2 separate regions of the Homo sapiens genome follow, and region 1 is linked to region 2. A link is an interaction called in ENCODE POLR2A ChIA-PET data of the cell type or tissue named here. Cell type or tissue: Panc1. All regions are shown on one strand. Links, peaks and the distances in the headings refer to the core of each region. The heading gives the core; the rest is flanking DNA. Region 1 overlaps SERTAD2 (SERTA domain containing 2). Region 2 has its middle 89 kb from the start of LINC01800.

Region 1 (2,921 bases), core at 254-2,753, 130 kb before region 2:
ACAATTCTGTGAAAGATAAAATTACATCTTAGTTAAAACCAAAGGTGGCCTTCTAGGTTTTATTAGACAACTATTTGCCACTGAATAAAACTAAGGAATAAAAGTAAAGTATGCTACTTCAAGAAATGCTTCAATGGAAGCTTTTCTTAAAAGTTAAAAATTAAAAACTAGTCATGCCTTCAAATCTGGATGCTTCATTACTATCAAAGAATCACTTAAAATATTCCTTACAAATACAGAACATATTTCATCTTATAACTTATCCGTGCAGTCCAAAGAGGAAAACCTGAGAAATGTTGTTTCTTTTACTTACTGTGTAAAACTGAACATTGTATTGTACGGCCTAAACTTGGATTCCCTAGAGAACAATATCACATTTCTACAACATGACATGAGTACAAAAATTTGAGGTGCAGGATAATAGAAATATACTTGAGACATGCAAATGGAAGGAAATAACTATTTTATGTAATACCTGTCCCATGTAAGTAACCTACATGTTCCGAATGTTTAATTTGGTTGCCTCTAAGAATTAGGTAGGCTAATAAGGTTTTACAAAGACAATTTAAACTTTGTATCATATACCTGAATAATTCACACACAGACAATAATTGTAGAAAGAAAAAGGCAATGAGGATACAACTAAACTTGAGGGGAGTAAATGATACTTTGTAAATATGGCAGCCATTAAAGAATAACTACTTTGGGACTATTTTGAGATAAAATGTTTGTCTTCCCAAGGACTTCTGTGCATTGATAATGAATGGCTCATTGAACTTTAAGCTATGTCACTTAAATACAATAAAAATAATCAGAGTACCACACTAAATGTAATAACTATTTATTTTCTAAGGAAAATACTTCATAATTCTTCAATTACCTTCAATGGTCTTCATGGAAAGCCTTCCTCAACCTCCCCAGCCTGCCACCCCCAGCCTGCCACTCTATTCATTCTACCTGTCTTCTGGAGCTTTAGAAGGAGGCAGGAACCACCTGAAGAATTGAATTTTTAATGTGTAAACCAACTACTTGTCAGAGAGCTAAGAATCACTGCCAGTGAAACGTATTTTATTTTATATTTCTGGACATGGTAAAACTATTTAAAAAAATTAGTTTGCCTTAAAAAGTTCAGAAAAGACCACCAAGTTCCTGACAAGCAGAGAGGCAGAGCAAAAATTCTTCCACTCTGGATCATAGCACCCAAATTCCTCAGGCAGATTGGTTTTCTCTGATAGCACGGAAGACACAGGAGAGGTACAGATGGGCAGGGAGATGTCCCCTCAAAGAAGGAAAGAAATCTGAAAAGCAAATCTGTATCACCTATTATAAAATGGGATAACCACACAGGGAAGATCAGTTTAAAGCAGCTGCCAGCTCGATATCTCATTAGCGTGACTAGGATTTTATGCAAACCTGTTCTGGTGTAGAGATGACCTTGGGACTTTCAGATTCTCTGAGTTTAACTTGGGCAATACTTCTAAACACAAGGGTGGGGTACACCAGCAGGCCTGCTCCAAACCCCAGGAGCTGCAGTGCATGGCGTGGAATGATAAGCAGCCGGCCGGAGCAGAGGCAAGCAAAGCGCTAAAGGCTGATCTGGAGCAAGAGACTTTTGATCATTTAGTGTTTTTGACCATGGTCTATTCAAGTGTACATTTTACTTTTCTTCAACAGGTTCACTCAGCCCACTGTTAAACATCAGTGAGTGTGCATATGGATATACAGAATATATAGACATAGATCATGTCTGTAAGAACCAGAATCCCTTCCCCTTTACTATTCTATGGGAAAGTCCTTAGAGAATGCTTAGCTTCTTTTCAGTTAACTGCCTAGGAAGGTTTTTAAAGGAAAAAAGCTTAGAATTAATTAGTAACTCTGCAAAGCTACAGGTTTTTGTAAAGTGACAAAAAAGATAGTAAGGCAGACATGAATGAGTTTTAAGAACTGAAGTTTGCTGCTACCTGGAGTTACTAGAGAAACAAAGCTGCCTTTGGGCACCTCAAACTAGTCAGACCTGCTATAGCAGTTGCACAGTCAGCTCCAGATCTGTCCTCTGCTCTTCTCCCTCCAGCCCCCACCCCACGCCTCCGCATAGCTCAGTCCACTCTCTACTCAGGGTGGAGGTGGGCCGGGCACACTCACCCCTTGATCTGCTGTCCCTGTGGGGAGGCAGGGCCAGCTCTGGCCAGACAGTGTGCAAGTGTAAGAATAGGCCGGCCAGGAGCACAGATGCCAACTCCATTCTGAGCTGAAAACTGCAATGGGTGCGGAATACAGCTTAGGTGATCTTGGGTTTCCAAAATAGATCAATCAAATTGTGGGGTTTACTTCAGAGAATCCTAGCATTAAGTTCAGATGAGGGACAGAGGATTCTGAGAAAAGACAAATGGGTCTTTCCAGCTTTGGGATCCCTCAGACCACAAAGAGGGCAGAATTTTCAAAAGAGAGTTTGCGCTGTCTATATGTGGTGCTTGTTCAAACTGGCAGTATCTGTTCTGTCCTATTAGAAATCATATATTATAAAATATATTGTGATATTTTACTTTAAAATTTTCATTTGTATTTCAAAGAAAATTTTTAGACAGCCAATCATGTTTTGTTTGTCTCGTGATCTCCGAGAAAAAAAAAACAAAACAAGGAGTCTATTTATTACTCAGAATAGGAATGTCGTCTTATTGGGCTGACATATGCCATTCACAGATTCATACAAAGAATGAACTGCCACACAGTGCTAATGGAGAAAGACACTGCTCCACACAATGAGTGACGGACGCTCCAGGGGACAGTTCTGTTCATAAGGGTTTCCCAGCATCTGCACACAGGGCATAAGTTTGCCTTTAATATCAACTGCACTGGCCATTTGAGACAATCATTTTTTCTAGATTAGTAGCCATTTCCTTCAAACATACTAAAACTAAATG
Region 2 (2,921 bases), core at 248-2,747:
TGGCCCACTTTTCTTAGTGGATGACCTCCCAAGATGTAAAACTGTAGGTAAGTTAGAAGTGGGAAGAGGCAGAGGAGGCTGGAGATTGTATATACCATTACTGAAATGTTAATACATTTGAATAACAAAATATTGGTGATGTGGGCTAAACCCAGGATATAGTGGCACCTGTTTACTAGCCTCAGACTCCCAAGATTCTCATCTGGAGCAGCGCAAAAACCCAGCTCTCCACATCATCCTTACTTACAAGTCGGAGCCCATGTAGCTGTAACTACTTTCGCTTTCTTTCCGCTTAATAAGTCTTGTATAATCCTTCCAGTCTGGGAATTCCTAATCAGCAGTCAGCTGTTCTCAGTAGCCTAAACTATATATAATACAACAACCCTTTCCACCTCTACTTTGCCCCTCGCCCTTCTCCACCTTGAACTGCTCAGGGACCTTCTCACTCTGTTCTGATGTCCATCATGTCTTGGCCGCAGAGCATCTTGCTCAGTTGACTATTTCTTGCTTTATGTTTTGGTACCACTTCATTACAGAGGATCACTGGAGGACAGGTTTTCTAGGAGACAGCCCGTGGGCGGGGCCTGAGCAGGGAGCTCTTCCGGATTCGTGGCTGATCTTGGCTTTTAATCTTCTTTTGCTCTGATTACTGTGTATGGCCACGGGTGTCAACCATTTGTGCCTGTCCTTGGTACAGTTCCTGTTTTTGCCCAGGACACTTTGGATCATTCTCAGTACCCTTTTTCCACCCTTTTCTACGCACACAGCTAGAAATACCCAGCTCTACCTTGCAGATAGAAATACAGGCATACCTCAGAGATATAGCAGGTCTAATTCCAGACCACTGCAATAAAGCGAGTCATCCTAATTTATTTTGGTTTCCCAGTGCATATAAAAGTTATATTTACACTATGCTTGGTCTATTAAGAGTGCAATAGCATACGTCTAAAAAACAATGTGCATACCGTAATTTAAAAATACTTTATTGCTTAAAAAAATGCTATGATCACCTGCACCTTCATTGAATCACAAACTTTTTTGCTGGTGGAGGATCCTGACTTGATATTGATGGCTGCTGACTGATCAGGGTGGTGACTGCTGAAGGTTGGGATGATTGTGGCAATTTCTTAAAATAAGACAACAATGAGTTTGCTACATTGATTGACTCTCCCTTTCAGGGAAGATTTCTCGATAGCAAGCAATGCTGTTTGAGAGCATTTGCCCACAGTAGAACTTCTTTCAAAATTGCAGCCAATTGTCTCAAACCCTGCCACTGCTTTATCAACTAAGTTGATGTAATATTCTAAATCCTTTGTTATCATTTCAACAATGTTCACAGAATCTTCACCAGGAGTAGATTCTATCTCAAGAAACCACTTTCTTTGCTTATCTGTAAGAAGCATTCATTCAAGTTTTATCATGAGATTTTGGCAATTCAGTCACACCTTCAGGCTCCACTTCTAATTCCAGTTCTCTTGCTATTTACATCACCTCTGCAGTTACTTCCTCCACTGAAGTCTTGAACTTCTCGAAGTCAGCCATGAAGATTGAAATCATCTTCTTTGAAACTCCTGTTAATGTTGATATTTTGGGCTCCTCCCATGTATCATGAATGTTCTTAATATCATCTTGAATGGCTAATCCTTTCCAGAAGGTTTTCAATTTTCATTGCTCAGATCCATCAGAGGAATCACTATCTATGACAGCTATAACCTTATGAAGTGTATTTTTTTTAATATTAAGACTTGAAAGTCAGGCCAGGCGTGGTGGCTCATGACTATAATCCCAGCCTTTAGGAGGCTGAAGCAGGAGGATTACTTGAGCCTAGGAATTTGAGACCATCCTGGGCAACACAGGGAGACCCTGTCTCTACAAAAAAAATTAAAACTTAGAGCAACATAGTGACGCATGCCTGTGGTCCCAGCTACTCAGGAAGCTGAGGTGGGAGGATGGCTTAGGCCTAGGAGGTTGATGCTGCAGTGAGCCATGATTGCACCACTGCACTCCAGCCTGGGTAACAGGGTGAGACTTCGTCTGGAAAAAAAAAAAAAAAAGAAAGACTTGAAAGTCAAAATTACTCCTTGCTCCATGGGCTGAAGATGGATGTTGTTTTAGTGAGCATGAAAACAACATTAATCTTCTTGTACATCTCCATTGGAGCTCTTGAGTGACCAGGTACATCATAAATGAGCAGAAATCTTTTTTTTTTTTCTCTCTGAACAGTAGGTCTCAACAGTGGGCTTAAAATATTCAGTCAACCATGCTGTAAACAGATGTGCTGTCCTTCAGGCTTTGTTTTTCCATTTATAGAGCATAGGCAGAGTAGATTTAGCATCATTCTTAAGGGCCCTAGGATTTTCAGAATGATAAATGAGCATTTGCTCTGACTTAAAGTCATCAGCTGCATTAGCCCCTAGCAAGAGTCAGCTTGTCCTTTGAAGCTTTGAAGACAGGCATTGGCTTTTCTCTAGACATGAAAGCCCCAGATGGCATCTTCTTCCAATAGAAGGCTGTTTTGTCTACATGGAAAATCTATTGATTAATGTAGACATTTTTATCAAGGCCTGAGCTGGATCTGGATAACTCACTGCAGCTTCTCCATCAGCACTTGCTGCTTCACCTTGCACTTTTATATTATGCAGATGACTTCTTTCCTTAAATTTCACGAAACAATCTCTGCTAGCTTCAAACTTTTCTTTAGCAGCTTTCTCACCTCTGTTAGCCTTCATAGAATTGAAAAGAGTTAGGGCTTTGCTCTGGATTAGGCTTTGGCTTAAGGGAATGTTGTGGCTGGTTTGATCTTCTATCCAGACCACTCAAACGTTCTCCATGTCAGTAATAAGTCTGTTCCACTTTCTTATCATTTGTGTTTTCAGTTGAGTAGCACTTCTAATTTCTTCAAGAACTTTTCTTTTGAATTC

The links. ChIA-PET counts read pairs that join two places held together with the same protein. Peaks named below come from ENCODE experiments on the same cell type or tissue, not always from the same donor. Only the 100,000 strongest peaks of a DNase experiment are listed, where the experiment ranks them.
Region 1: POLR2A ChIA-PET joins it to region 2 with 5 read pairs; 27 of 35 experiments call an interaction of 5 or more read pairs at or near these places.

Annotation. Positions count from the first base shown.
Region 1 is chr2:64,647,743-64,650,663 of GRCh38, forward strand. All of the region lies in intron 1 of SERTAD2 (SERTA domain containing 2), which reads right to left. SERTAD2-AS1 (SERTAD2 antisense RNA 1) reads left to right here. Exons shown (of 2, transcript XR_940172.3): 2 at 1-824. Among named protein-coding and RNA genes, the nearest start is that of SERTAD2, 4.7 kb to the right of the region's middle. In Panc1, for the core only: no CTCF peak of the experiment used is centred there; no DNase peak of the experiment used is centred there; H3K4me3 peaks cover 638 bases; H3K27ac peaks cover 2,448 bases.
Region 2 is chr2:64,773,352-64,776,272 of GRCh38, forward strand. No RefSeq gene overlaps it. Among named protein-coding and RNA genes, the nearest start is that of LINC01800, 89 kb to the right of the region's middle. In Panc1, for the core only: no CTCF peak of the experiment used is centred there; no DNase peak of the experiment used is centred there; H3K4me3 peaks cover 585 bases; H3K27ac peaks cover 655 bases.